4 separate regions of the Homo sapiens genome follow, and regions 1, 2 and 4 are each linked to region 3. A link is a loop called in an ENCODE intact Hi-C map of the cell type or tissue named here. Cell type or tissue: GM12878. All regions are shown on one strand.

Evidence for each region. A loop is a pair of places that touch in the nucleus more often than their neighbours do. Peaks named below come from ENCODE experiments on the same cell type or tissue, not always from the same donor. Only the 100,000 strongest peaks of a DNase experiment are listed, where the experiment ranks them.
Region 1: a loop joins it to region 3, with 4 times the contacts of the local background. A loop is called at or near these places in 14 of 110 quality-filtered maps.
Region 2: a loop joins it to region 3, with 4 times the contacts of the local background. A loop is called at or near these places in 41 of 110 quality-filtered maps.
Region 4: it touches region 3 in a loop (4-fold over the local background); 9 of 110 quality-filtered maps call a loop at or near these places.

What each region holds. Positions count from the first base shown.
Region 1 is chr2:64,696,338-64,704,337 of GRCh38, forward strand. No RefSeq gene overlaps it. Among named protein-coding and RNA genes, the nearest start is that of SERTAD2, 46 kb to the left of the region's middle. RefSeq lists enhancers at 2,553-2,622, 3,700-3,759. In GM12878, a CTCF peak has its summit at 3,634; DNase peaks (open chromatin) are centred at 2,574, 3,594 and 3,944; H3K4me3 peaks cover 646 bases; H3K27ac peaks cover 5,296 bases.
Region 2 is chr2:64,583,146-64,591,145 of GRCh38, forward strand. It overlaps AFTPH (aftiphilin), which reads left to right. Exons shown (of 10, transcript NM_203437.4): 9 at 2,277-2,400. All of the region lies in intron 3 of LOC105374773 (a long non-coding RNA gene), which reads right to left. Among named protein-coding and RNA genes, the nearest start is that of LINC02579, 20 kb to the right of the region's middle. In GM12878, a CTCF peak has its summit at 3,929; DNase peaks (open chromatin) are centred at 66 and 3,873; H3K4me3 peaks cover 549 bases; H3K27ac peaks cover 1,102 bases.
Region 3 is chr2:64,642,938-64,650,937 of GRCh38, forward strand. All of the region lies in intron 1 of SERTAD2 (SERTA domain containing 2), which reads right to left. It overlaps SERTAD2-AS1 (SERTAD2 antisense RNA 1), which reads left to right. Exons shown (of 2, transcript XR_940172.3): 1 at 1-2,507; 2 at 3,488-5,629. Among named protein-coding and RNA genes, the nearest start is that of SERTAD2, 7.0 kb to the right of the region's middle. RefSeq lists enhancers at 1-64, 360-669, 848-1,631, 1,230-1,329, 1,350-1,429 and 1 more and silencers at 2,274-2,444, 3,656-3,705. In GM12878, CTCF peaks have their summits at 2,387 and 3,579 (motif pointing right); DNase peaks (open chromatin) are centred at 388, 1,584 and 3,594; H3K4me3 peaks cover 6,415 bases; H3K27ac peaks cover 6,565 bases.
Region 4 is chr2:65,036,869-65,044,868 of GRCh38, forward strand. The region is part of intron 2 of LINC02576 (long intergenic non-protein coding RNA 2576); the gene reads left to right. Among named protein-coding and RNA genes, the nearest start is that of LINC02576, 10 kb to the left of the region's middle. RefSeq lists an enhancer at 3,744-3,833. In GM12878, a CTCF peak has its summit at 3,984 (motif pointing left); a DNase peak (open chromatin) is centred at 3,978.

The DNA of each region.
Region 1 (8,000 bases), 53 kb after region 3:
TCCCTGTCTGCACTGCCTGTTGTCCAGTGTTGGAAACAGTTCTTTCATACATTGTGTCCAGTTTTCTTGTTACTTGAAATAGGAGGGAGGACCAGTGCCAGTAACTCTATCACGGTGGAAAAATAAATTCTCATTGTAATATATTTTAATTGGGATATAAACTGAGCTCATTTGAGGCATAAAGCTACTTTTTGCAATCCAGAAGCTTTCCAACTCAGAAAATAAAGTTTTATGTATCTGCAAAGGACACTAATACTGATTACCCCCTGGTGTTACTATAGTACTATTATCAATGTTTCCTCTTACTCACTTAGTCTAGCTCTTGATAATTTTTTCCTCACTTCTTACCCACATCTTTTTCAATAGGACCATTTCCTAGCACTCCATCCCACCTGCCTGTTTATCTGAATCTCATTCATCTATTTGTTCCAATGGAGATTTACTAAGTACCTACTAGGAGGTAGCCTAGTGTGGTGATTAATAGCTTGGAATTTGTTCCAGGCTGCCTGGGGTCCAAATTCTTACTAGCTTGTGGCCTTAGACAAAGTACTTAACCTTTCTATGCCTTAGTTAAATGGACGAAACAGTATCTCCCTCATAGAGTTGTTGTGAGGGTATTTGAAGGAGATACTTCCTGGTGGAGAGGAAGATCTATAGAATGCTTAATGCTAATACTAATAATAGTGCCAAGCACTATCATAAATATTGGACAAAAATGAATAAGATACAGGAATAAGATACAGCCCCTTCCCTCAAGGAGGTTACAACCCAGTACAGGACACACAACAAGAAGATTTTTTTTTTCCAAATATTTGATAAATATTCAGATAATCATTGTAAGAAAACATTTACTGTGCACTAAATAACATTCTCTGTCACTTAATCCTAGTGACACAGTTAGAGACTACTGTTATATCCAGGTTACAAATAACAAAACTGAGTACTTGAAGGTTTACACAATTACCCAAAGTCATTCAGCTGCTATATAGCTGGGATCTAAACCCAGGTAGCCTAATTCCAGAGAAATAGAGATTTACTGGCTCACCATAGCATAATGGTTAAAAGCATAAGCTCTGGAATCACAAAAGAAAACACCATTAATTCTCCCTACTAAGGCCAAGGAAGAGATAACATTTGGGTTACGCTTAAAGGAGGAATAAAATTTCACCATGCAGAAACAGGGAGAAGCAACCACAAAATGATGTAATTAAGGATGGGGAAATAAAATGGCAAAGTGTGTGTATTTAGGATACTGAGACTTTTTTTGATGAGGTTATAACATAAAATGTACTTGAGGAGAGAGGGAGAGGATGAAGCAGAAGTCAGTTGGGGTCATTTCTGGCACAGCCTTCATACGAGTGTAAATTCTATCCTGAATACTTTCCAAACCTTTTCACATCAGGGCATACAAAAATAAAACATTTGTACAGCATACTGCAGGAAATGAACCCACCTGTTTGCTGCTGGAGCCCACAGGTGACCAGCGCAGCCAGGATCTATTGCCCGCTCTCCCCTAAGGGCCGAGGGGATTGGATATGGGGTGTGAAATAGAGAGCTGGGATTCCAGTTTAGATGATTAAGGGATGGAGAGAGATGCCGTGACAGGAAATAGAGAATTTAGAAGGGTAAGCTGGGAAAACAGAACAAGTTTAATTCAGGATATGCTGTCAGGGGCCTGCAAGACAATTAGGAGAGAACTTTGTAATACCTTACCAGAGATCAGGAGAAAAATCCTACCATTATCTGACTCATCAACCCACACTTTCCAAAATCCTTGCTTTCTTACCTTAATTAATTATTACCCCAGTGTTGTGTTCAAGCCATATGTCCAATGTCTTTTGGATCCATGAAAAAGAAGATTGAATATTTTTTGGGAAATGTGTTTATAAATATGGGGAGAAAGTAGAAGGATTAGAAGGAGAGGGGGTGAAAATGACTTGCATTTTTAGAAAAGGTGACAAGTGCGGCTTTTGATATATCTTTATAAGAGCACAGCCTACAAAATGGTTCTAAAAAGTTAAGGGGAATAGTTTGTAGCCAAACAATTAAATTCACTGGGTATTAGGGAAGGTACAATGCAATTGTGCAACACTGGAATTTGACCAGGTCATTAGGGTCAAGTAGTTAAATGTAGAAGGTACTTCTGATTACCTAGAATATGAAAACGTCTGTTTTCCTATGCATTAAAGGAAAACTTCTAAATCACACTGTCTTTCATTTCTCTTGTCCCTTAATTCTGAATGTAACCAATGATACTTAAGTGGTACAACTGGAGGGGAGAAAAGATAATACTCCCAAAATACAGATGAGAAAATGTTTTAATTAGTGATTTTGAAGTAGTTAATGTGTGTTAACAACTGTGGTTCTATAAAAAGAAACCATGCGGAGAATATACCAACATTTAGTTTATGTTTTCACAAGTATATGCTGACTGTCTCATTATTAAGTACACAGAGCTCAAAAAAAACCAGTGCTACAGAGAGTGTACACTAACTGTTAAACATTGTAGAAGAGGTTGAGAGATACTGGCTAATGACTACCATAAAAGGAGTAGATGACTAAGAACAGAGAGGATGTGTGACTAAAAAGTCCCTCTATGGTTCTTTGAAAATTCCCTGAATAACTAGGCATGCCAAATGTGGTCTGTCATAAAATTATTTGATGCTAAACTCTGTAGTTAGACGACAAATATACGCTGTGTCCAAAGGAGAAAGTCTTTGTATAGACCATTTAATTGCAAAGTGCCAAGACAAATCAAGACCATTAATAAGTGAAAGTGTTAATCAAATTAAAGTGTGACCCAGAGTTCAAACACTCCTGGGCTAGATTGGGCTCACTCTACAGACTCATTCAATTTTTAGGGGGCATGACCACTGTGCAGCGGCCAGGCACTTTGGGCCACCACTGCTCCTTTCTACTCCTGAAAATGTACAGGAAGTATTGCTTCTCACAGATCCTTGAACACTGTAGAGTAATACTAGCTGGCACATCACAGCCTATCTCTAGTAAATCAACCTTTTCACCCCAAAGGCTTACTTACCACAGCTATACCAAAACTGCAGATATTAAAAAAAAAATCCCAGTACACATTTGGAAATGTATCATAATTCCCCTACACATACAACCGTCTCTGAATATGCTAATTGGAACAACCGATTTTCTTTAAAAATGTTACTTTTCCCTCAAGTAATAACTCCAAATTATTATAATAATGGTAATAGTTACTACTGTTACGTAAAAACATCATTTGATCCTTAAACTCATGAGGTAGGTTTCAGATGGGGAGACATATGCAAGGTCATATCCTTTAAGATCAGACTGGAAGCCAGGCACAGTGGTGTGCCCCTGAAATTCCAACTGCTCAGGAGGCTGAAGTACCAGGATCGCTTGAGCCCAGAGAGGCAACACAGTAAGATCCTGACAAGGTCTCGCTCTGGGTCCCCACACAAATCTCATCTTGAATTGTAATCCAAATTGTAATCCCCATGCACTGGGGGAGGGACCTCGTAGGAGGTGACTAGATGATGGAGGCAGTCCCCCCATGCTGTTCTCATGATAGCGAAGTGAGTCCTCACAAGATCTGATGGTTTTATAAGGGGTTTTTCCCACTTTGCTCGCACTTCTCCTTGCTGCCACCATGTGAAGAAGGACGAGTTTGCATCCCGTCCGCCATAATTGTAAGTTTCCTGAGGCCTCCTCAGCCATGCTGAACTGTGAGTCAATTAAGCCTCTTTCCTTTATAAATTACCCAGTCTCAGGTATGTCTTTATCAGCAGCGTTGAGAATGGACTAATACAGATCTCATCTCATATCAAAAAAACAAACAAACATCAGATTGAAACCCAAGTTTGTCTAACTTCAAAACCCATGTTTGTTTCACTACACTACATTGTTTCTTGATACTCTTCTGTTTGCTAAAATACATATTACAGACATTCATGGGAGAAAATATATTGAGTAACTAGTGACTCAAATGGGGAAACAGTTTTGAATGACTACAGGACTGTCTTGTAAAACACAGCAATGACTTTTTATGCCATGTGATTGAGGTTTTTTTTTTTTTTTTTTAGTTTTAGTTTTGGCTTTCCTAGTGTATGCCTGTTATGTATCCCTCTAGACATGTCTAGAATACTATATCAAATTTCACTAATATACAGTCCTTTAGTAAAATGTATACCCTCACCATGTGTGAATCCTGCATATTTAAGAATCCATATTCCACGTATACAATGAAAAATAAGCAAATCTTTACTCATCTTTAGAGCTTTCTTGCTTTTCTTTCTTTCTTTCTCTCTCTCTCTCTCTCTCTCTCTCTCTCCCTCTCTCTCTCTCTCTCTCTCTCTTTCTTTCTTTCTTTCTTTCTTTCGAGACGAAGTCTCTCTCATCCCCCAGGCTGGAGTGCAATGGCGTGATCTCAGCTCACTGCAACCTCTGCCTCCCGGGTTCAAGTGATTCTCCTGCCTCAGCCTCTCGAGTAGCTGGGATTACAGGCACCGGCCACCATGCCCGGTTAATTTTTATATTTTTTAGTAAAGACGGGGTTTCACTATGTCAGCCAGGCTGGTCTCGAACTCCTGATCTCAGGTGATTCTCTCACCTCGGCCTCCCAAAGTGCTGGGATTACAGGCTTGAGCCACCGCAGCCGGCCCCACAGCCTTCTTTAATTCAAGATAATTGATTGAAAAATAAAGAATGAAGCTTACTTTCCTTATTGGTATTTTAATAAATCCTTACTGGTATTTTAATAATCCCATGTACAATGAAGAACAGATTTTATAAAAAGTTTAATTTTCTGAAATGATAAATTGTAAAATGGCACTTTGTTCCCCTAAAAGAATACAGTCAAATATTAAAAATATATACCATAATCACAGGGGATATTTATTTCTCTTGTTGCATCTATTCCCCTTCTTTCACAACCTCACCATTCTTTTCTTTGAGAACCACCTCTCCCTTTTTTCTCAGTCTGGATGACTTAATTCTCGGCACCAGGGATGGGCACATGGCCTAGGCCTGGCCAGTCAGTGCATTTCATCCCCTTTGCCACAGTGGTTGGTTCACAGGTGCATACATATCCCAAGACAGGCCAATGAGATTCCACACCAAGATTTCCACACAAAATATTGGGAAGTGCCTTCTTTCTTTCTGGGATGCTAAAATGGTAAGACTATGGATTCTTGCTGTCTTTACTACCACATGGGAACAATGCATGTAAGAATGAAGACACTACAGGGGAAACCAATGAAGAAAAGTGGGAAAACAACATATTCCTGATATTATTTGAGCGGCAGCAAGTTCAGGGATGGGGAAGGTTGGTCTCACCAGCCTATCCCTGCTATGTGGCCTTACTGTGATGCAGGGCACCCAGCTCCCTTAACACCTTATTTCTAGTCTTCCTGCCAATGCTAGGAGCACCGGATACCATTTTTGTTTTTGTTTTTTTAAATAGACCACAATCAGTTTCTGTTTTTGTTTGTTTGTTTGTTTGTTTGTTTTTTGAGACGGAGTCTCGCTCCTCTTTTGCCCAGGCCGAAGTGCAGTGGCGCTATCTCGGCTCATGCAAGCTCCGCCTCCCGGATTCACGCCATTCTCCTGCCTCAGCCTCCCGAGTAGCTGGGACTACAGGCACCCGCCACCGTGCCCGGCTAATTTTTTTTGTATTTTTAGTAGAGACGGGGTTGCACCGTGTTAGCCAGATGGACTCGATCTCCTGACCTCGTGATCCGCCCGCCTTGGCCTCCGAAAGTGCTGGGATTACAAGCGTGAGCCACCGCGCCCGGCCCAGTTTCTGTTTTTACAACCAAGAACCCTGGCTACTCCAATGAGTGAACACTTTTATAATTTTAGGGTGGAGAAAGCCTGCCTAGAAAGATACATCTGACTACATAACAATCAGACGTTGGGGGACAAACTGGCAACATCATAAAATATTGTAATGTACGTTCTGCTAGACTCAGCAAGCCCATACCTACAAATGTACCCCATGGAGAAAAATGAAAAAAATGTGAGAAAATGTTAGGTTTAAATGATGTTCCCAGCAGCACAATGCCTACAAGAGTACAATGAAAAACAAGACAGATGCCTGGAAATACTGGTTTGTTGAATAAATTATTATACATTCACATTGGAATACTATGCTGCCATTTAAAAAGACAGTCTATACTGACATGGAAAGATCCCCATGACTCAAAGTAACAGAAAGCAAAACAGCATCTATAGTATGATTTTATTTATATAAAGTTATCTATCTCTCTCTCTATATATATATACCCTGGGGGAGGGTGGGGTCTAGAAGCTCATTCATTAAAATGATGCCAGTTGATTCTGGGTGGAGGGCTTGCGGGAGGGGGGTTATGCCTTTATGGTTTGAATCTCTTGCACAAACGTATCTTTATAATCACACAAAATCATAATGCAAACCACACACATGCACATACATAAAATCAGTATAATTTCCAAAGGAATTAAATTTACTCTGGAGTCGGTTAAGACATAAGAGAATTTTAATCTTTTCATATGGCAATGTAAGCCTAAAAATTTATAAAATTGACCTAATAGGAATAACTCCCCTCTCTTTTCATTCTAGAGATATAAGACCTAAGGGAAAGGCCTAGGCTAGACCAGCAACCAACTGAAGCATCCTGAGGAAATAATTTGTTTTATCTTCGGAATAAATGAACGATGCTCTTCGGAACCTTCCCCATCCCTGAACTTGCTACCGCTCAAATAATGGTATCTTGTAAATAATGCTCTTCTGAATTTGCACAAAAAGCAAAGGTATATGAGGAACTATGAGGGAACAAATGAAGGCCATAAAGACTTGTTCAGATGGTTGTTGTGTCAATTTTGACCAGTCAGAAAAACTACTTGAGAAAGCATCCAAAACGCAAGGGAATTATTTTGTCCAAAACCACCCAGTATCTCTTCTTTGCTACAAACTCAAACATACCCACTGCTTATCCCCAAATCCTCAGACATAGAATCAATTTGAAGAGTAGTAAGTAAAATACTTGGCATGTATTATCAAAGGCAAGATTGATAACAAGAAGAGGTAATGTAACACAACCTGTCAGTCTACTACACTAAATAGTACAACCAGCACATCTCAAAGTCTTGTTTCAATGGCCCATAATATTCTGAAGTATTTAAATTCTCAAGAATTCTACCTTTGAAACAGAAACCTCTCTACAGGGTAGCATAACTAGTACAATAAACCCAAGTTAATTTTGTAAATTTGCCCTACTTCTTTAAAAATTAAGATATATGAGAATTCAAGGATGTTAAACTCTAACTCAGAATTTATGTATTCAAGTACAGGCAGTCTAGCCTGGTGGTTAAGGCCCTGGCAGTGGCTGATATGAATACAAATCTTGGCGCTGCTGTATACTAGCTATGAAGTCTTTGGCAAGTGACTTAACCTCTCTATGCCTCAGTTTCTTCATCTATAAAAAAGGGGTAACAACAAGACCTGCTTCACAGAGGTGTAATAATTAAATAAGTTAATATATGTAAAACCCTTAGAATCTTTTCTGGCAAAAAAAATGCTCAATAAATATTAGCTACTGTATGATTATGAGGCATAAATTATTCTAATACTCTAATGCTATGGGATAGCCATAGAACTAACCAAACTAAATTTAACTTTTAAGACATCTATTATTCAACTCATCATGGTTCTGACTTTTTAAAAAAGTAGTGAATAATGAACTTTAATTCTTCAAGGCACTATTAAGCTCAGTGGTAACTAAATGTTATTCCTAAGTTTACACAGTACCATAGTCTCAAAGCACTAAGAAGCTTAATTTAATTATTTTCTGAACCAAAACTGTAGTAATTCTTTTTCAAATAGACAATTTCTAAATGTGAACATGTTTATCGTGGCTGCCAGCTTCATTCTGAAAAAGAAATCTTTACAAACATGACAGGTATACTTCAAAGAAGTGGTAATGGGAAGCTTATGCCAGTTATTACTAAAAATTTGAATGGGACTATTGCAAAAT
Region 2 (8,000 bases), 60 kb before region 3:
ATTCCATTTCATCACTTGCTTGCATTTTTTCTGACTTGTTTCTGGGAAAGTCATTTCGTCTTAGCTTGCGGTTATTTAATTATTTTGTGTGTGAGACTTAGGAGGTTGGCATAGAACTTGGTTGGCTAGCTTTAGTTATGTAACTAAACCATGCCTCATTAAGGCTCTGTTAAAAAAAAAAAAAAGACCTTCCATTAAAAAAATTACTCTCCAATTATTAAATAGTTGTCTTGTTTTTGAAAAATCTAATCATAGTTTTGGGGGGGGTTTTGGTGTGGTGGTAGTTATTTGGGGGTGTGATTTTGTTGTCTTTTTTTTTAATCTGCCTCTTTACTGTTTGACAGTCAAGTGGCCAGTATTTTATAAACCCAACTAAGTTTTTACTAGCACTTACCTATTGCCAGTCAGAATGCAGTTATTTATTCTGCCTTATACACTAGACAGCAACTTAAATTTTGTGGTTGCTGGAATCTAGCCTTTAGAGAGGGAGGTACTTTGGGCTCATGTAGTCCCTTTACAGACATATACAATTTTTTACATTTTAATTGCAACCCATATTCTTATTACAGGAACACAAAGGAAAGTCCTTTTAAAGTATATTTTGAAACCGTACCTTAATGAAATACTGAGAACTTGGGAGAGTCAATATACATTTTCTATAGCCTTCCTCCCTTGTTAGACTTCGTAACTGTGGAAGTCGCTTTTGCTTGTCTGATTTCTGTAAACATCTGAGATCTGTGTTTACTTCTGTAAAGTTGGTTAATAGAAGTCAGTTTCTGATTTTTTAATTTTTTAATATGTTAAGTATCTTAAAAGGAAAAAAACTTGTTAATCTAAATATATGCATTTATATATGTTATTTATATATAACTTGATCTGCTGATCTTACAGGGCATTTTTTTAAAGAAATAATAAGTAAAAATTTCAGAAGCTCTAAGACATTCTTCCTTAGAATTTTGCTTTGCTGTTAACGCCCGGCAACTCATGAACTTTTTTTCTCAAGTTATTTGCTGGTACCAGGAGAGTGTAGGATTAAAAATTTTTTTTTTTACTCTGAATATTATTCAAAGTGTAACTTAAGTTTAAAATATTTAAACTGTTCTTTTTAATGTTATTGTTGTCATCATTGCTATAAATCTGTATTACATGAGAAATACACAAAGTTATATGTATTTTAATGCAGTCAGATGGGGGAGATTTTTTAAATCAATTTTTGCAATAAATCTAACCCTCTGAGCTTCCTTTTGAATTACTCTAACAAGATATTTGAACTAATGACTACCAGATTCAGACATGAGACTACAGAAATTAACCCTGTAGACAAGAATTTTCATTTTGTTCAAAAGTAGTACTTTTACTCACCTTTTCTGAAAATCTTTTACCCTCCCCACCTCTAACCTGAAGAAAGAGCTATGTGGTATATGTTTATGATTAGTCCTTAGTCATGATTTTTTTTTTTTTTTTTTTTTGAGACGCAGTCTTGTTCTGTCACCCAGGCTGGAGTGCAGTGGCGTGATCTCGGCTCACTGCAAGCTCCGCCTTCCGGGTTCATGCCATTCTCCTGCCCCAGCCTCCTGAGTAGCTGGGACTACAGGCGCCCACCACCATGCCCGGCTAATTTTTTGTATTTTTAGTAGAGACGGGGTTTCACCGTTTTAGCCAGGACGGTCTTGATCTCCTGACTTTGTGATCTGCCCGCCTCGGCCTCCCAAAGTGCTGGGATTACAGGCGTGAGCCACCGCGCCTGGCCAGTCATGATATATTTAAACTAACCAGATCATTTACCATGTTTGAGACTTTGTGGTAGCTTCTAAATCTTTTTCTGTGGAAGAAAATAGAGAAAAAATAAGGAGGTGAGGAAACAGGAAAATTTTTAAAATGAGATTAGTTAATTGAAAAATGGGGTGTCACATCATGTGCATTCTATTTATAAAACATTGATAATTTTATATCACATCCTAATCCAAATTGGGGGAGTTTTCTATAGCAGATAGAAATTTTAGAAGTATTTGGGTAGCATCTGCTGCATAAATGCTAGCTTAAGGATATATTCGTTCCAAAATGGAATTTGAAAAGTCTTTTCCTGTTTTATAAAAACTCCAAAAAGTGGAGTTTATACTGTAAAAAATAAATGCAGTATTGCAGTGTTCTAAAGATATGTTCTGTTTGTAAAACACTCAGATGTTTACAGAATATTGCCTTTTGCATCTTGGATTGTGGCTAACTGGGTAACCCATTGCAGCCTGCCATCACTGACTATCATTTTATACTATAAGGTGTGGATCCGGAGTTGTATGAGTTAACAACTTCTAAGCTGGAAATCTCCACCTCAAGCCTCAAAGTGACTGATGCATTTGCAAGACTCATGTCTACAGTAGAGAAGACAAGCACATCTACCAGGTAAATAAATAGTGTCAATTATACCCACATTTTGAATTCTGAGATAAAACGACCCAAAGGAAAAAGCATGTCAGTTGACAGCATTTCAATATATTATATCACAACTTGCTTTATAAAAGTCAGTCGATGCCCAAGTCCAGAAAATATTATCAAATTATGTTTAATTATGAACTTTATTAGAACAGGATTATTTCATAAGAGATTGGCCAAGGCTGACAGATGTGGTTTTCTTCCCCCACCCCCTGCCCCCCCACCTCACTTTGTAGAGACTAATTCTGATTAAGTATTGTGATCATAAAGCCATTATAGAAACACTCTCCCTTTCTCTTCATAATTACTGAGAAGATCATCTTTGAGAACCCAGTTTTGTAATCCTGGAGTCACCTAGGCTGATCTTTTTACTTGCAGGCTAAGATGGTTCTTGGAATTTTCATTGACATGCACCTCTGATTTGGGAGGTAAAGCCTTACTTTACCAGGCTTTCTAGAAGCCCCTTCAGAGGCATGGCCTATTGAAGAGCAATTACCATCTCCCTGTGTTGGAACTAAAGGCACGGAATGTCACTCGGGCCATGTGTTTGCGATTCAGAGAATCTTTAGTTTCATATGATTAGGCTAGTACAATCCATTGCTTTGAGTTATTGTTAACCATAAGACTAAGCCAGTTTCTAACAGGAAGATACTATTCTGAACCAGGAAATCACTAGTGCAAAAGCAAATACTGGTTGATTGACACGCCAGCTCTGCTGTCTCAAATCTGTGATGCATCAGCATTTTAAAGTGGAACTATTTACCTATTAGTTGCCTACTTTAAAAGAAGTGTTATAGCTCTTTCTCCTGAATAAATACATCCCAATCACATGTTAAATTCAGGTTTATATTTTAAATAGATTCTTCTATAGAAAGACATCCATTTAAAAAAGCCTTTTTTATTGTGAATAATAAATGTTTCTCTCTCTTAACTTTAGCTTGAATTATCATATTGTCTTTTAAACTTTGTGTGCTTTTATTCCCCCAGATTTTTCTTATTGCCTTTAATATTTATAATTATGAAATACATTATTATACATTAGACTACCCTTAACTTTTCCCTAGAATGGCTTTGTAGCATGTAAATCCTTGTTTGTCTGCCAGTTCTCTCCATTGTTCTCATAGCCCCATGTCTTTGCAGTATGCCACCTGGCATTGCCAAAGCCTCCTCTTCAATGAACCTACTTGTAAATGTGGCTATGTGGCTTTTTTTAAATTTTTTTCTTTCCAAATAAATCACTTCTTCAAATCGAAACTCCTCTCATAGAAAAAAATGGATGAGAAATTTGTATATGTTAACTAAAAGCTAACACACATTTGACTTAAAAACCAAAAAGGATGCTTTTATTGTTTGGGTTTCCCCCTGCTATTTTTAGGACAACCCTTTCTGGGACAGTTCTACTCTTTCCTTCCTTTGTTTCCCCTGCAGTCTCACTGACCAAAGAACTATAGAAGTTTTGAAAATCCCAATGATGAGAATTCATTTCGTGCCATTAGGAGGAGCTCTAAACCACCTTAACTTGTTCTCCTAATTCGTTAACTCATCCTTGAAACATGCTGAATCTAGAGAACTCTTCCAAGCCCTATCACTTTAAGAAGCTATTTTCATTTTTTCTCTTGTTCTATACTAATAGGGAATGAACTAATAATGTATCCTGGAGTTAATGTCTGCTAATTCTGTATTGAGTTACTCGCTAGGACCTGTCCAGCATCATATTTAAAACAAAATAAATTGGAGAGAACAGGTTGCCAACTTTGTATTTTCTGTTTTGAGAAATGTCATTTGAAAATGGTAAAAAAATACAAATGCCCGCAAGTCTTAAAATACTGTAAAATGTCCCAACGAGTGATTCTCAATCGTACAGAGCAGAGACAGGCTGGTAGCATAATTTCAGAAAGCATTTTTAGTATCTTATTTTTAGGTTTTCTTTCATTTTTCTCTTGAATAAAGTAAACTGCAAAAAATAAAGCTCAGCAAAATCTTCTTGGCTATTGCCAATAAGCAGAAGATAAAGTGAAAAGGCATTTTGATAGACTATAGGGTAAGAAGGAGTTAAACAGTGGTCAAGGTAGAAGAAATTTGACATGGACCAAACAATATCCAGTACTCTTTACTAAGTGCCTTTGAGTGTCTCAGGGAATTTATATGTGCTCTTCTCTTTTGGAACACAAGTTGTGAAAGTGACTTCTCACTTTGAGTTTTTTAAAGAAGTGCAAGTTCTTAGTTTTAAAATAGTTCCATCTTCTTGCCTAACTTTCCTAATATGGAGGAAAATTACTTCCTATTCTAAATCACTACTAATTAGTGACAGCTAGTTAGTAGCCATAGACCTGTAACTGAAGTTTATGCAGGTCAAAGAAATTTTATTCTTTTTTAGGCCTTTTTATTGAGATAAAAATTTATAATTCATTCAGGTGTTCAATTCACTGGTTTTTAGTATATTCACAAGGTTGTGCAACCATCATCACTATCTAATTCCAAAACATTTTTATCACCCCAAAAAGAAACCCTGTACCCATTAGCAGTCACTCCTTATCCCTCTCGTTCCCCAGGCCCTGGCAACTACTAATCTGCTTTCTGTCTCTACAGATTTGTCTTTTCTGGTTATTTCATATAGATGGAATTCTATAGTCTGCAGCCTTTTGTGTCTCGGTTTTGCTTAGCATTCTGTTCTCAAGTTCATTCATGTTGTAGTATGTATCCGTATTTGTTTTTTGGCTGCATAATATTTCATTGGAAATAGCACATTTTGCTTTTCCATTAATCAGTTGATAATTGGGTTGTTTTCACTTTTTGACTATTATGAGTAGTGTTGCTGCTGTGAACACTTGTGTATACGTTTTTGTGTGGACAGATGTTTCCAACTCTGTTAGGAGTGGAATTTCTGGGTCTTATAGGAACTCTAACTTCTTTGGGGAACTGCCAAACTTTTCCAAAGTGATGGCACCATTTTACATTCCCACCAGTAATATACATTCCAAGTTCTCCACATTCTTACCAACACTTGTTATTGGTCTTTTTGGTTATAGCCATCCCAGTGGGTTTGAAGTGATATCTCATTGACATTTTTGTTTGCATTTCCCTGATAGCTAATCATGTTGAGCATCTTTTCATGTGTTTATCGACTATTTGTATATCTTCTGTGGAGAAATATCTGTTCAGATCCTTTGCCTTTTTTGTTTTTGTTTTAGTAGAGACAAGGTCTCAGTATGTTGCCCCAGGCCGGTCTTGAACTCTTGAGCTCAAGCGATCTCCCTCCTCAGCCTCCCAAAGTATTGAGATTACAGGCATGAGCCACTGTGCCCAGCCATTTGCCTATATTTTAATTGGATAATTTGTCTTTTTATTGTTAGGTTGTAAGATTTTTAAGTATATTCTGGATACTAAGCCTTTATCAGAGAAATGATTTGAAGATATCTTTTCCAATTCTGCAGGTTGTCTTTTCATTATCTTGATAGTATTCTTTGACACACAAAAGCTTTTAATTTTGATAAGATCTAATTTTTCTTGTGATTTAGGTATCATATCTAAGAAATCATTGCCCAATTCATGGTCACAAAGATTTATACCTAGATTTTCTCCTAAGAGTTTTATAATTTCAACTCTTACATTTAGGTCTTTAATCCATTTTGAATTAATTTCTGTATATGGTATGAGGTAGGAGTCCACATTCATTCTTGTGCAGGTGGATATCCAGTTGTCTGAAAACTGTTGAAATGATTTCCCCCACTGAAAGGTTTTGGCACATTTGTCAAAAACAAAAATTAAAAAACAATTGATCATGTTTTTTTCCTGGACTCTCAATTATATTCTCAATTATATTCCATTGATAAAAAGGATAAATCTTCACTAGAGAGGAATAGATCAAAATTAGGTCACTGCCTTTGAGAAATGATCATGATATAACTTTTTATTTTCAAATTCTCCTTAAGTGTTTGCTTCTTCCCATATTCTAAGAAGACTAGCTCACACCCATGCACAATGACCACAGATAAATGCACAAACTATGAACTGTGTAAACTTTTTATTTTAAAATATAATTTCATATTGCCTCTGAAATAAGGCAATTGTTTAAAACCCTAGAATAATCTTTACCAACTGTTTCTTAGGTAAAAACTTATTTTTTGCTGTCTGTTCCTACACCCAAACTGCACTCCACAAATGGGAAAGTCCATTTAGGTGCGCATTTATTCACTGTTGTTTTAAATAACCATTTATCATTATAGAAGTAGTAAAGTATATTTTTAGAAAGTTAGGAAATCCGGACCAAAAAAAATTAAAAATGAAAGTATCACATTCTTACCATTCAGGATCACTATAATTCCTTAGTGTAATTCTTTCAGATCTTTTCCTATGCAAATACATATATGGGGGGGGGGGGGGGGTTTCCACCAAAAATGAGATTTTAGAGGTCATAGTGAATTGACCTCTAAAATTGACCTAGTCTTAGTCAGTGATCTCTGTCCATTTCAGTGAGTTTTCATTTCATCTACTTAGGCTATATTCAGATTTCTCCAACTATCCTTTCTCAGCTTTGTACAAACCAGTATTCAATTGAAGACTATTGTACCTGGCTGTTGGGGCTCTTAAGTCCCTTTTAACCTAGCATATCTCCTCATTCCTTCTGTTTTCTTATTAACAGTAGCTTATATAAAGATTAGTATAGGTGTCCTACAGAATGTCCTAAAAGCTCTGGATTTGTCTGTTTGCTTCCTTCAAGTAATATTTGCTGTGTTCTCTATCTCCCTATTTTCCTGTAAATTGGAAATTATATCTAAAGGCTTGCTGAATTCAGGGTAAATATTTTGGCTAGAATGCATCCTAGGTGTTATATCACATCAGAAGATCCATACATCTGGTTGACTCCATTGTTAGTGGTGCTGAGATTGACGATTGGTGAGAAACTGACCTTTTCCATTATACAGTTCCAGGTTTTCACTTGTCATGTATCTGGTTTTACTTTGGAATGATGCAGATATCCAGTTCCCCATCAAACGTCCACATAATAGTTTTGCCACTATTTAAGTGCAATTAAAAATGTAGATTTTCATCAGAAAAAAATGTTGGATTGCTATTCCATTCTTCTAAGAACCTAGTACTGAATGCAGTATTTGGTTCATCTGCTATATGCCTGATGCTTTTTCCCTTTTGAAAAACTTTAGTCCTAAAAGTCGTTGGATTTTTCATTCATTCTATAAAATCTTTTTATTTCAGTCTGGATTCAAAGTGGTAACAGAAAAGTCCTAGGAATAAAAAAGCCTGTAGCTATCCTTCCTTTCTTGCTTTACCTCCTGGCTTCCTGCACCCCATCCAAGGAAAAAGGAAACATTTAGGTCAAAGAAATACCTTGTGTCACATCTAAGAATACCAGCTATCCTTTACCATAAAAGAGAATTATTAGGCTTTTTATAATGAACAACTTGAAATGATTTTTGGTCTAAAGCGAATAATATGTATAACTACTCCTTTAATATATTTAATATCCCAGAAAAAGTTTGAATTGCAATCATGTGCCCAATTTGAGGCTCATTTGGCATTTTCTGTGGCTCACCTGCTGAGTAGACCTGGGT
Region 3 (8,000 bases):
TCTGGAGAAAGAGAATTCATGCCACAAAATGACTTTAAAAGGGGGTCAAATTCACAGCTTAGTTCTAAATTCTTAAGAGAGGAAATAATTGGGGAAGGTGTGACTGGTCTTGTGACCAAAAAGGAATCAAAGATTGAGTGGAGACACCTGGTCCTGCACCCCTGGGGCTTGTGCAGCTCGGCACCACCCTGACCTGGTGCGGGGACAGACGGGGAACTCAGGAAAGCATCGCCTTAGAAGCCCAACTGGTTTGTACCTTGTGTACGTTTTCAAGAGCTTTTTCCAATTTCCTTTTGGGAAACAGCAACAACTACACATTCTGTATGCTCCCTTCTCAGGAGAGCAGCAGGCTTCACAATTAAGTGGTATGTTGTTTTAAAAGTCAGGTAACAAGGCAACACTGAACTACAGTGTCTGCCGTGGTGTACGGGCGGCTAGTGGGGTGAGCTGGCCATGCTCTGCCGCTCACCTGGGTGGAGAGCACAGCTGGGGCCTGCCTCATGATGAGTCACCGGCCTGCACACGCGGGATCCTGCACGGCTCTACATGCACGCTATACTTCAACAGGAACGTTTTCAAAACGCTAGCTAACAGCTCTCAGGAAAAAGGCTCCTCATTCAAAGGGGAGCTTTAACAAGCTGTATGCCTTCGCAGGGCAAGGTGGCTCACGCCTGTAATCCCAGCACTTTGGAAGGCCGAGGCGGGTGGATCACGAGGTCAGGAGATCGAGACCACCCTGGCTAACACGGTGAAACCCCATCTCTACTAAAAATACAAAAAATTAGCCAGGCGGTGGCGGGTACCTGTAGTCCCAGCTACTCAGGAGGCTGAGGCAGGAGAATGGCGTGAACCCGGGAGGCGGAGTTTGCAGTGAGCCGAGATCGCGCCACTGCACTCCAGCCTGGGTGACAGAGTAAAACTCCGTCTCCAAAAAAACAAAACAAAACAAAACAAAAAAAACACCAAGCTGTATCCCTAACCTCATCAGACACACTGTCCCATATGGCTGCTGGTGTGACCACTGGTTGCTGACAAGTCTAGAGGTGTCAATGCTAACGCTAAAACCAGAAAGATGAGGCCTTTAACCCAACGCCAACACTCAAAGTAGTGATCTGCCCTCATGTACCCACCTCTTTGGAAGAAAAAAGAAGTGTGGCGATTGTCTTATGAGAAGGCTGGCAGCGGTCCTTCCCTTCCCCTGACATACTGTGCCACCAAAGCCCACAGCCCTAAGTGGAAACACATTCATACTCCTGGTGTCTTTTGGTGGTGGTGGTAGAAGAAAGGGGTGCCCCTGGTAAAATTAGCTGGGCATGTGGCAGACTTCTGAGCCGAAAAGAGGCTCAAAGTAGGGCCAGGATTGTTTTGAGACAACTTCTGAAACACAGAATATGCTGTTTCTCTTCTCTTCACTCCACAGGCTGGTCTCCCAGTGCGTTTAGGACCCTGCTTTTGAGGCATCCAAGTGGGAGAGCCTCTGTTCATGACAAAAGGGAACCTCCCACCAGCCTGAGGGCGGGACGCTGAGGACCCCAGAGCCCTGCCTCCAGGCTGCTGTCGTAGTGTGACACAGCAACTTCCGAGCAGGAAGGAGAAGCCCGATCCTAACTGGGGGAAGCTGTTTGCTTAGACAACTTTCTACACTTCAAATATTACACCTTAAACAACACACTGGACTAAGAAATCTGATCATGTCCAGGCTTTTAACACCCTCCTCCCCCAAGGAACAATAAAACACACCAGCGAAAACAAAGAGGCTGCCCTGAAAAGGTTGCAGTGGTGGATGATACTGGCAGAATCAGAAAGGAAGCTAAGAGAAACAGGCGCGTCCTCAGCCGGGCCTCGCGTGTCCTGACACTGCAGCAGGCACGGGATGTGGGCTGTCCCCTCCAGCACAGTGCGGGAAGGTGCTGGGGCATCCAAACAGCAAAAGCAAACCTGAGACCCCAAAACAACTGCGTCTGGCCCAGGGGAGTGGGCAAAAATTCCAACAGGGAGAGACCGTCTCTGGCTTATTTACAGACAGGGTAAGTAAGGATGCCCAAAGACAAGGCGGAGTATTAGTAACAGAACTCATGAAGTTCTATGGATCGGGATGCTTTAAAAAAAAAAAAAAAACACCAAAGCTCATCCAGAATGTCTGAGGTCCCTGCAGTAACATCCATGCTAATTGGTAAGTAAGACAAAGCCTCCCCTAACAAATCAGCAATGTAATTATAAAGCCAGTCACTAGATCAAGCCAGTCTCCTGTGCTCCAGCGATATTCTGAACCTGTAACCCGATACCACTGTTTGCTGCCGGCGCCTCCTCCGGGCTCTCCCGCTGCGCACCGGCCGCGCGGGGGCCCGCAGGGCAACGCAGCCTAGGCTGTTTGTGCAAGATGAGACCCTGCATTTGACGAAGACCTGCAGGAGCAATCCTCCCGGCTTTCTTGACAGTGAAGAAGAAGAAGAAGAAAAAAAAAGCCTGACGATACACTGAAATTCGAACAGGAAGTCAAGCCCCAAGTAAATTTAAGAAACAACTTTTACTGTTTGGGGTTGTTTTCTAAAGTCCAAATTTTTAAAATTCTAGTTTCTCCTCTCAGATTTTTACATGCTCCTATTAAATTGAAGGCAATTTCCAATACTGGAGGTTTGTCAAATATAAACTTTTCTCCTAGTAAAATAATTTTTTAAAAATGTTGACAGCTGCATTTAGTAAGCAAAAACATAGTCAAATTCTGGGAGGGAATGTTTCAAGTAAATATTTCTTTAGAATAAATTATGGCCTTGTTAGTACACATCTGGAAAGAGAATAGGCTTTTTAGAATATAAATGTCAAGTGGTATAAAATGTTTCTTATATCCTGTCTTAGTGGTTCCTCTGCCAGCTGGGAATTTTAAGTTTTAATCCCAACTCTTATGAAGCTATGGACACCAATTACCTTCTTCCAAGGACAATGAGAATGCTGCCAATTGTTTTATTTTATCTAAGGATTCTGGCTAAAAGTATGGTACACTTGATTTAAAAAAAAATTAGAAAAATGCTTTGTTTTCTCAGTTTTAAGGAATTTTTTTTAATTTATAAGGAAAAAGGATTACTTGGGAATGGCACACTTAATTCAAGTAAAAGGTTGAGTAGAATTATACAGTTTCTAACCTTAACTTAACAAAAACATAATATGCTCTGATGCCTGGAATTTGCTTTAAAATACTCCAAAACAAACAAACAAAAAAAAACCCAAAACCTGGCCATGTAGATGAAACAAGATTTGACAAAATGTTGATACCTGCTGAGGCTGGCTGATAAGTACAAGGCGGTGCTTTGTACTCTTCCTTTTACTTTTGAATGTGTTTGGAATTTTCCATAATAAAAAGTTAAAAACCACAGCACGCCAATACATATTTCTAAATTAAAACATATAAAATGAGCACAATAAATTACTCACACCCCCAGTGAAAACTATTATATTAATTTGATAGGGTTTTTTTTTTTTCTTCACACAGAAGAAAGCTATTAGTGCTCCATGTAAACAAGCACGCCCAATTCAAGTTGGAACTCTTTAAATTCTGGAAGACAGCACATCACATCCAGCCACGAGGGGGCGCAGCCGAGCAGCAAGGAGCGCAAAAGTCTCATTCTTCACTGCAATTTCTACCTACAGCTCTCTCAAAGTATACACATTTTCAAGATTGTTTCCAAATTCAGGTATCCACAGGACACTGCTAAGCAAGCTGGGAGCTTTGCCAAGGCCAAAATAAATTAAATTATGGTACGGTTCAAACTCTGGAAGTACTGTGTATAGGAAAGGTTGTTTCTCTGTATATAAAAGTTAATACTGGTATTTCAAAAACCATGGTTAAAATCCCTGGAGGATTCCTGAAATGAGAACAAACACACAACAACAAACACACACCCAAGTCATGAGATGTGAACGTGGAGAAACCAACAGTTCAGAATTTCCAGTGGGGCTTGCAACATGGACTCCCAATAAAACAATGAGTCTCAATAAATTCGGCACTAAGCTTTTACCAGTATAGATAGACGCCTTTACTGGGCCTACTTACTACTTCTTAATAACTATAAATTATCTCCATACTGAACAGATACTGCTTCAGGCAGTTATTTGGGAAAACCCTTCATAAAGGACATTGGAGAGGGGCCATTTAATTATAAAATGTAACACAGTTAACCTTAGGGAGATGATGAAGCGAGATCATTATGTGTAACTACTTGCTGGGATTCTTTCTATTTAAATTATAAGTTCAGGTTATATGATGTTGTATGTTCAATAATAATGCTCATAATAGATGAAATGTTATAATGAGTCTCCACATTTGAAAATTGGAAACTATAAACATATCTATATTTTATAATCATTTGAATTGTGATACTACTTCATAATAATTTGGTGTCAGAGTATGTTTTTAGCATTTTGAGTCTAAGGCCTCATTAACATTAGGGTAAGGAACTCTCAGATTTGACAATTTTTCCCATAAGATTACGTGCTTTACTAGTAAAGACTAGCCAGCATTGCCCAACCTCCCATTCTCGGGCATAATGAAAATATTTTTTCTCCTGTATTTATAATTGCTTGGATGGGATTCTGTTTCAATCCTCCTGTAGCATCTTTTCCCTAAAGATACACTGTTTTTCTCCCTCACACTAGAGACCCTTAATAAACAATGTCAAGGAGGTGGGGAACTTAGAGTAGAAAGGAAAGGCTTTGCCAAAAGTATGTGACAGTTTTTGTGTTTAAAAAAAAAAAAAAAGACTCAAGATATATGTAAGTCTTACTAAAACAGGGAAATATAAGGTTTTAGAACAATTCTGTGAAAGATAAAATTACATCTTAGTTAAAACCAAAGGTGGCCTTCTAGGTTTTATTAGACAACTATTTGCCACTGAATAAAACTAAGGAATAAAAGTAAAGTATGCTACTTCAAGAAATGCTTCAATGGAAGCTTTTCTTAAAAGTTAAAAATTAAAAACTAGTCATGCCTTCAAATCTGGATGCTTCATTACTATCAAAGAATCACTTAAAATATTCCTTACAAATACAGAACATATTTCATCTTATAACTTATCCGTGCAGTCCAAAGAGGAAAACCTGAGAAATGTTGTTTCTTTTACTTACTGTGTAAAACTGAACATTGTATTGTACGGCCTAAACTTGGATTCCCTAGAGAACAATATCACATTTCTACAACATGACATGAGTACAAAAATTTGAGGTGCAGGATAATAGAAATATACTTGAGACATGCAAATGGAAGGAAATAACTATTTTATGTAATACCTGTCCCATGTAAGTAACCTACATGTTCCGAATGTTTAATTTGGTTGCCTCTAAGAATTAGGTAGGCTAATAAGGTTTTACAAAGACAATTTAAACTTTGTATCATATACCTGAATAATTCACACACAGACAATAATTGTAGAAAGAAAAAGGCAATGAGGATACAACTAAACTTGAGGGGAGTAAATGATACTTTGTAAATATGGCAGCCATTAAAGAATAACTACTTTGGGACTATTTTGAGATAAAATGTTTGTCTTCCCAAGGACTTCTGTGCATTGATAATGAATGGCTCATTGAACTTTAAGCTATGTCACTTAAATACAATAAAAATAATCAGAGTACCACACTAAATGTAATAACTATTTATTTTCTAAGGAAAATACTTCATAATTCTTCAATTACCTTCAATGGTCTTCATGGAAAGCCTTCCTCAACCTCCCCAGCCTGCCACCCCCAGCCTGCCACTCTATTCATTCTACCTGTCTTCTGGAGCTTTAGAAGGAGGCAGGAACCACCTGAAGAATTGAATTTTTAATGTGTAAACCAACTACTTGTCAGAGAGCTAAGAATCACTGCCAGTGAAACGTATTTTATTTTATATTTCTGGACATGGTAAAACTATTTAAAAAAATTAGTTTGCCTTAAAAAGTTCAGAAAAGACCACCAAGTTCCTGACAAGCAGAGAGGCAGAGCAAAAATTCTTCCACTCTGGATCATAGCACCCAAATTCCTCAGGCAGATTGGTTTTCTCTGATAGCACGGAAGACACAGGAGAGGTACAGATGGGCAGGGAGATGTCCCCTCAAAGAAGGAAAGAAATCTGAAAAGCAAATCTGTATCACCTATTATAAAATGGGATAACCACACAGGGAAGATCAGTTTAAAGCAGCTGCCAGCTCGATATCTCATTAGCGTGACTAGGATTTTATGCAAACCTGTTCTGGTGTAGAGATGACCTTGGGACTTTCAGATTCTCTGAGTTTAACTTGGGCAATACTTCTAAACACAAGGGTGGGGTACACCAGCAGGCCTGCTCCAAACCCCAGGAGCTGCAGTGCATGGCGTGGAATGATAAGCAGCCGGCCGGAGCAGAGGCAAGCAAAGCGCTAAAGGCTGATCTGGAGCAAGAGACTTTTGATCATTTAGTGTTTTTGACCATGGTCTATTCAAGTGTACATTTTACTTTTCTTCAACAGGTTCACTCAGCCCACTGTTAAACATCAGTGAGTGTGCATATGGATATACAGAATATATAGACATAGATCATGTCTGTAAGAACCAGAATCCCTTCCCCTTTACTATTCTATGGGAAAGTCCTTAGAGAATGCTTAGCTTCTTTTCAGTTAACTGCCTAGGAAGGTTTTTAAAGGAAAAAAGCTTAGAATTAATTAGTAACTCTGCAAAGCTACAGGTTTTTGTAAAGTGACAAAAAAGATAGTAAGGCAGACATGAATGAGTTTTAAGAACTGAAGTTTGCTGCTACCTGGAGTTACTAGAGAAACAAAGCTGCCTTTGGGCACCTCAAACTAGTCAGACCTGCTATAGCAGTTGCACAGTCAGCTCCAGATCTGTCCTCTGCTCTTCTCCCTCCAGCCCCCACCCCACGCCTCCGCATAGCTCAGTCCACTCTCTACTCAGGGTGGAGGTGGGCCGGGCACACTCACCCCTTGATCTGCTGTCCCTGTGGGGAGGCAGGGCCAGCTCTGGCCAGACAGTGTGCAAGTGTAAGAATAGGCCGGCCAGGAGCACAGATGCCAACTCCATTCTGAGCTGAAAACTGCAATGGGTGCGGAATACAGCTTAGGTGATCTTGGGTTTCCAAAATAGATCAATCAAATTGTGGGGTTTACTTCAGAGAATCCTAGCATTAAGTTCAGATGAGGGACAGAGGATTCTGAGAAAAGACAAATGGGTCTTTCCAGCTTTGGGATCCCTCAGACCACAAAGAGGGCAGAATTTTCAAAAGAGAGTTTGCGCTGTCTATATGTGGTGCTTGTTCAAACTGGCAGTATCTGTTCTGTCCTATTAGAAATCATATATTATAAAATATATTGTGATATTTTACTTTAAAATTTTCATTTGTATTTCAAAGAAAATTTTTAGACAGCCAATCATGTTTTGTTTGTCTCGTGATCTCCGAGAAAAAAAAAACAAAACAAGGAGTCTATTTATTACTCAGAATAGGAATGTCGTCTTATTGGGCTGACATATGCCATTCACAGATTCATACAAAGAATGAACTGCCACACAGTGCTAATGGAGAAAGACACTGCTCCACACAATGAGTGACGGACGCTCCAGGGGACAGTTCTGTTCATAAGGGTTTCCCAGCATCTGCACACAGGGCATAAGTTTGCCTTTAATATCAACTGCACTGGCCATTTGAGACAATCATTTTTTCTAGATTAGTAGCCATTTCCTTCAAACATACTAAAACTAAATGAAATAGCCACACATTTCTTAAACAGGAGTCCTGGCTTGTGGCTTTCTACCAATTGCTTAATGAGTAATTATTAACAATATGTACAAAATATATGAGTTGTGCATATAAAGTGGCCATGGCACTTTTAGATTTTCATGTTTTGCTAGTCAGTATTAATTAACAGAAAGACCTATGAGAGCTGGTGTCACCCTTATTGTGAGGCCATTTTCATGTCAACTGGAGCTTGCCTTCTGGTGCCTTCAGTACACAACTGATCTTTGGACTCAGTAATCAG
Region 4 (8,000 bases), 390 kb after region 3:
CCAGCCTTGAAAACCATTTTTAAAAGCTGTCTAATACGTGGGGGGAGAAAACTGTATAGATTAACAATATAAATGATAACTTGGAATAAATGAGAAATCAAAGCAGGCATATCACGAAACTCATTTTGGGGTTGTAAATTCTTTGGGCACAAAACCATACTCCATCTTTGTCCATTTGTTGCTGTTCTTTCTTTTATGTGTATGGTGTTTTATAGCAGAATCTCTTTCTGCCTGCCATCTACTGCGGCTGGTCCCTACCCTGGGGTGGGTGGAACAGGTTCTAGAGAAAGGGAAATGACTGGGGGGCTGGGATGGCACCCCAGAAGGCATCTGCCCCAGGCCTTAAAATTCTCTGGATTCTAGTTATTCACATGCTTCTTTTCTCCATTCTTGTAGGCTGCTAGCAAGTTTAGGCAGGCCCTACCTAGCATACCCATCCCTGTGTGCTCCCCCAACCTCAGCCTAGCTAATGAACCAGGTAAGCGTCTGACTCAAAGGAAGCCAATTAAACTTCTGTTGGAATTTGCCTTTTAGACCCAGAGATGCTGGGTGGCCTCTGGCCGCTGACCTCCTGATTGCCATCCCTCCCCCATCACCACAACTCAATAATCAAACCAGCAACTGAGGAGTTACTCTACACTCTTCTTTACCTCCCAACCACCCCGTTCCAGCTGCTAATCATCATGCTGATTCTACCTGTAAAATACAGCTCGATTTGTTTGGTTTTCTCCATCTCCACAGCTGGCACCCTCTCTACGTCTCTGCCATCTGTCACCTAGACAACACAGCATCTTCCAAATGAGTGCCTCTATTTCCAGGGTGATCTTAAAACAGAAATCAGATTTTCACCCCTGCTGAATATCCTTCAGGGTCTCTTCTCTGCACCCAGCTGGAATCCAAACACTGGTCCAGGAAGCCCCGCCTGCCTCTCCTGCCTCACCCAGATGGCTCTACCCTTTGCCCACCTCACTTCAGCCACAGTGGCCTCACCTAAGTGCCTCCACATTTGGTATCTATTCATTCTCTAGCCAGTGCACCTCAGAATGCCTGGAATTCAGCTGGGCATGGTGGCCCATTCCTGTAATTCCAGCACTTTGTGAGGCCAAGGTGGGTGGATCACTTGAGGTCAGGAGTTCGAGACCAGCCTGACCAACATGGGGAACCCCCGTCTCTACCGAAAATACAAAAATTAGTTGGGCATAGTGGTGCGTGCCTGTAATCCCAGCCACTCTGGAGGCCGAGGTAGGAGAATTGCTTGAACCTGGAGGTGGAGGTTGCAGTGAGCCAAGATTGTGCCACTGCACTCCAGCCTGGGCGACACAGCAAGATTCTGTCTCAAACAAACAAACAAACAAATAAAAAGAATGCCTGGAATTCCTGTCCTTTCCCATCACTTGTTGTCTCTTTCTCATCTTTCCAGCCTCAGCTTAAATGTCACCTCCTCAGGGGAGCCTTCCCTGGTCACATGATCTTTAATAGGTCATCCATGTTTTTCTTCCCTCAGCACCTCATTTGTTTCCTTCCCAGTACTTAATGTAATAGATCATTATTCTTTGTGTATTTAAGTGTCTCCCCATGGTGGGTGCAGTGGCTCATGCCTGTAATCCCAGTACTTTGGGAGGCTGAGGCAGGAGGATTACTTGTGTCCAGGAGTTTGAGACCAGCCTGGGCAACATAGTGAGATCCTGTCTCTATAAAAAAAATTACAAATTAGCCAAGTGTGGTGGTGCAGACCTGTAGTCCCAGTTACTCGGGAGGCTAAGGCGGGAGGATCACTTGAGCCTGGGAGGTCGAGGCTAAAGTGAGCTGAGATGGTGCCACTGAACTCCAGCTTGGGTGTCAGAGTGAGACCCTAAAAAAGAAAAAGTTAAATTAAATAATTGTTTCCCCAACTACACTATAATCTCCATCTTGGGAACTACACCATCTTGTTGGCCATCATGTTGTATCCTCTTGGGGGAATAAGGACAAGCTTCAAAGAAAGAGATGGCATTTGGGAAGAAGGTGCTGAATTTTCTCCTTCTTCCAGTTAGCACTGCTGCATCTTGATTCTGTTCTGGGGGAACCACCCTTTGCCTATTTCAGTCATGGGGTTTGGCTTGAAATGACCCACCCTTGGCACCAAGAAAGTCTCTTATTAGTTTAGGCAGATTACAACTGAGGCCAAAAATAATCAAGATGTTTGCTGGGGCCAGGCACAGTGGCTCACGCCTGTAATCCCAGCACTTCGAGAGGCTGAGACGGGCAGATCACTTGAGGTCAGGAGTTCAAAACCAGCCTGGCCAACATGGTGAAATCCCATCTCTACTAATAATAGAAAAAATCAGCTGGGCGTGGTGGCGTGCACCTGTAATCCCAGCTACTCAGGAGACTGAGGCCGGAAAATGGCTTGAACCCGGAGGGGGAGGTTGCAGAGAGCTGAGATCACACCACTGCACTCCAGCCTGGATGACAGGGCGAGGCTCCGTCTCAAAAAAATAAAATAAAATAAAAAAGAATTTAAAAGTTGTTTGCCGGGCAAGAAGCATACTCTCTTTCCTGTTAAAATGGCCAAAAGAGAACCTCTTTCTCCCGCCTTTCTACCACTGAGCAGTGTAGTATGAAGATGTGTGATTCGGGATTGCTATATCAGTCAAGGTCCCAGCAGGAAGCAGATGGCACACTCAAACTGGACAATTTGAGGAGCAGTTAGTAAGTGGACTGTTGGCGGTGCACACCTGTAATCCCAGCTACTTAGGAGGCTGAGGCGGGAGGATCTCTTGAACCCAGGAGTTCGAGGCCACAGTGAACTATGATCTCCAGCCTGGGTGACAGAGTGAGACCCTATCTCTATTTAAAAAAAAAAAAAAACATGGACAGTTTGCAAAAGTGTGAGCATGTGTAGGGAAAACTTAAGGAATAATGAAATATCTTGGGGCCATTACCACCCTAGGCCTACAGAGGGTGGTTGCTGGAATGCAGAGATAGAGATATGGAGACTGTCACCTCATAGATGAGGGATGAAGGCAGCCTGTGCTGTGCACCATGGAAGACAGAGATTTAATTAATAGCCCAGCCATCCGTGGAGCCCATGCTGGTGCTCCTCACTGGCCAAACCCAAGTGGAAGACAGAAGGCAAGGAAGCCCGCAAATCTAAGCCAGGTCATCCTCCAAGGGCACTGAGCAGGGAGGAGAAGAATAGAGACGTTAAGAAGCAGAAGGAAGATACGGAGCACACCTACCTGCTAGGGGAGGACTGAAAGAGCCACTAGGGGTTCTGAACGCAAGCCGACACAGCAAAAGGCAGAAGACAAAAATGGAGTAAAACCAAGTCACCTGTGGTGCTGTCCAAGCTGCTGAACAGACGTCACCTGAAGCTAACTAGATACCTCGATATTTCTCAGTATAGGAGCCATTAGATTCCCTTTATTGTCCGGGTGTTACTTGAAACATAAAGAGCCCTCACAGATGTAACGAGTTCTTCGAGTATTACTGAGGTTTCAATAAGCAGAAATGGAGAAATCACTTTCCAGAAACAGGGAACAGAACAAGCAAAAGGCAAGGTGAAAATGAGGGGCATTTTTGGGGATCCGTGAGTAGGCAGTTGACTGGAGCCTATGGGCCAGGTAGAAAAGTATTAGGAGAAGATTCCAGAAAGGTAAGTGGGGTCTCATAGACTGGAAGTCCCAGAACTGAAAGTCAAGGAGTTGGGAGCTCATGCAACTGGCAATGGAGAACCACCAAAAGGTGAACTGTTATGCTTGTGATTATTTTCTTCATGGTTTCTTTGGGGTCCTGGGAGTGTGTGGTGGCTGTTATGTGTAACTGTGATTAACTTTACATCGTGAAAAGTCAGTCACCAAAAGGCAGAAGAGGCTAGATGGGACTCGCCTGCAGAACTGGACCGAGGGCTCTGCGGCTGCCACCGAATCTGCTCCAGGATCCTGCCCAGTCTCCTCCCACGCAGGGTAAACCATTTCCACTTACTACGGACTCCACCTTGTGGTCATGCTTGAGAACTGCACCACTGCCTCCGCAGTCCTTACCCACAAGGGCAACAGGATCACCACCCTCTCTTTCCTTGTCCCTATCATACCTTTAGGTCTCTTAAAAAAAAATGAAAGCAGCAGTGTACAGAAAGAAGTATAAAGGAAAAATTATTTCAAAGTTAAAATTAAAAAAATAAAAGCATACCAAGATAAAGTCCATTTCGTGAGATTTCATGCATCTTAAACAAATGGATCTCAAACCAAATATATTCTTTAACCCTCTGTACATCCTCTTCTATTAGTATTATCTGTTTTCATTAATTTCTTCAAAGTCCCAATGGGCCAGGCGGTTAAAGACATTTTCACACTTATGGCCGGGCACTGTGGGAGGCCAAGGGGGGAGGATCGCTTGAGGCCAGGAGTTCAAGACCAGCATGGCCAACATGGTGAAACCCCGTCTCTACTAAAAATTCAGAAATCATCTGGGCGTGGTAGTGCTTTCCTGTAGTGCCAGCTATTTGGGAGGCTGAGGCAGGGGAATTGCTTGAATCCGGGAGGTGGAGGCTGCAGTGAGCCGAGATCATGCTACTGCACTGCAGCCTGGGCGACAGAGCGAGACTCTGTCTCAAAAAAAAAAAAAAATTCACATTTAATCCTTACAGTTCTTTGGTAGGCATAAACGCTACTATCCTCATTTCACAAATAAGGAAATCTAGGCATATGCGCTCAGAGAGTTTTAACAACCTGCCCAAGGCCATGCAGCTAATTAGTTGGGACAGTTGGAATTTGAACTTGGTCAGTTAGATCCAAAACACAGGCATTTACCACCAAGCCACATTGCCTCTTAGTTGATAGGATTTTCATCTACTCGATTTTCAACTGGAAATTAGTAAGGGGATCTTGATTGTTGCCTCCCCTTCACTTCTTCACCCATATGCAGAGATGGGTTATTGATAGCACCTCCTGAATGATAGGGGATTTTATCCCTTTCTCTCTCCCCATGGCCATAATCTCAGTCTGGCCCTTCCTCGCATTTCATATGAAATATTGCAACTGCTTCCCATGAGGTTTCCAGTGTTTCCCCCATCCCACTCCACTGAAGAGAGGGTTCTAGTTTTAAAATCCAAACCTGAAAAGACTCAATCAGTTTAGGCCATACATGTGGCATTTAAGCCACATGTATCAAGATGCTTAAAAATGTCTATACCCTTTCAATCAGTAGTTCTACTTCTGTGAATCTATCTTTAAAAAAAAAATTCCTGTATATAAAAAAGTTATATGTACAAAGATGGTCAGGCAGTATTATTGATGTAGTATAGCTATTCCTTATAAAATTTTTAAATTTCCATTACGAGGCTGGGAATGGTAGCTCCCATCTGTAATCCCAGGCCTGTGGGAGGCCAAGGAGGGAGGACTGCTTGAGGCCAGAAGTCTAAGATCAACCTGGGCAACATAGTAAGACCCCATGTCTAAAAAAAAAAAAAAATTAAATTAAATTAAATTATAATAGCCAGGCATGGTGGCATACACCTGTAGTCCTAAGCTAAGGCAGAAGGATCGCTTGAGCCCAGGAGTTTGAAGCTGCAGTGAGCTATCATCATGCCACTGCACTCCAGCCTGGGACAGAGCAAGACCCCCTCTCTAAACAAAACAAATAATAAGGCCGGGAGTGGTGGCTCATGCCTGTAATCCCAGCACTTTGGGAGGCCGAGGCGGATGGATCACAAGGTCAGGAGTTTGAGACCAGCCTGGCCAACATGGTGAAACCCCGTCTCTACTAAAAACACAAAAATTAGCCAGGCGTGGTGGCGCGCACCTGTAATCCCAGCTACTCAGAAGGCTGATGCAGGAGAATTGCTTGAACCCAGGCGGCAGAGGCTGCAGTGAGCAGAGATCGCACCACTGCACTCCAGCCTGGGCAACAGACCGAGACTCTGCCTCAAAAAAAAGGAAAAAAGAAAAACAAATAATAATAATAATAAATTTAAACCAACTTAATTTCTACTCCAAACCCAACAGGATTTTCTACTTCAGGCCATCCTTCAAGGTCCTAGGAAGACCCTGCAGTTATAGATCATTACTGGTCACTGTCAAGGCCACCAGGGCCCAATTTATCTGGTTCCCTCAGTTCTAACAGCCCACTAGCTTTCACGCCACCCTTGGGACATATGGATATTTGGTGAGGCTGGGAGCCCTGTAACTGTTCCTCTCTGAGATCTGACCACTCCCCTGGGGTGTTGTCAGAGGGCAGAGCACAGGTCCCAGCTATTGCAGGACCCTGGACCCCTCCCCTGGCTTGGAGCAATCTTTTACCCTGGGGGAAATCCACCACTGCCTGCTAGGGTTTCCGTCAGAGCTGCTTCCTGTCTCCTCTCCCTCCAGTACACTGTACACTCAGACACATCAGGGGACTTAGGCTTTTGAAAACAAAGCCAGGAAAAGAAGTGTTTTGCAGGCAATTTCTGCCTTCAGCCTGCCAGCTCCTGAGGAAAGTAAAACGAAGCCTGCCTGAGGAGGAAAAGTGGGGAAATACAAGAGGAAATTCCACATTTGTAGCTCAAAAAGTTATCCTACCTCAAGATGCTTAACAATGAGACAATGTCATAAGATGTGAATGTTGGACATGAAGTCTGTGGGTTGCACATAGATGTTGATGCAGCCTGCACCATACAGTTGGAAAATCTAATTCACTTCACCTACTCATTCCAGATGCAAGTTTCCAAAGTTCTGGTGAAAACGGCTGAAGGAATAGTGTTACAGCAACTGCCCTTGGCTTTTCCAGCTTTACACTTCCATGCCTATGGAAATCTCTTCCCTGTCTGTAGCTTTAAGCATTACATCTATATGATCGACCATCCCATCTTCATCTCCATCCCTGACTTCCTAACTTGAGCTCCATGTCTCCAACAAGAGAAAAGGCAGGGCCGGGCGCGGTGCTCATGCCTGTAATCCCAGCACTTTGGGAGGCCGAGGCTGGCAGATCACGAGGTCAGGAGATTGAGACCATCCTGGCTAACACGGTGAAACCCAGCCTCTACTAAAAATACAAAAAATTAGCTGGGTGTAGTGGTGCTCACCTGTAGTCTCAGCTACTCGGGAGGCTGAGGCAGGAGAATCACTTAAACCCTGTAGGTGGAGATTGCAGTGAACCGAGAACATGCCACTGCTCTCCAGCCTCGGTGACAGAGCAAGACTCCGTCTCAAAAAATAAAAATTAAAAAAAGACAAAAGGCAGCACCATCTGGGAATCTTACTTTCACTTTCATGCCCCAAATCAACTCATTGTCTTTACCCCAAATCAGCTTCCTCTGCAGATGTCTCATTCCATCAGTGAGGCAGGAGGGTAAGGTCCCAGCCAAGTTCTTTCCTCTACACTGCTGTTAGAAATGCTTGTTCCCCAGTGCCACGAAGAAACAGCACTCAAACATAAATTTAATTTTCTCAGCAAGGCAATTTTTACTTCTATAGAAGAGTGTAACTCGCGAATGGAGTAATGGCAACAGCACACCTGGACAGGGAAGGGCAAGGAGTTCTTATTCCTGAGGCAGGTAGCCCCTACTGCTGTGTTGTTTCCCTATTGGCTAGGGTTGGACCGCACAGTCTAAGCTAATTCCAACTGGCTATTTTAAAGAGAGCAAAGGTATGAGCCAGAGTGGCAGGGTGAGTAGTGTGGCAGGAAGGACGGTTAGGAACAGGTAACTAAAGGTGACTTAGGTCACAGCAGGTGACCAGGATGAGTCAGGATGGAGCAGGTGACCAGGGGAACAGATGTGAACTACTGATTAGGACTCGCGAGAAAGTTGTTTACTGAAACTAGAAGCAAAGGGGTGAAGAGAACCAGGAAGTTAAACTTTAAAATGGAGAATCAAAGAATAAGAGAACTGAACATACTGACATACTGATTCTTTGAAGAGAAACTTGGGGTCTACTATATTTAACAATCCCCCTTCTTGAATTTTTATAGTTCTTTCTCTTCAAACTTCCTTAACATGTCTTGGCTTAGCTGTTCTGTTTGATTCTCTAAAAGAAAAA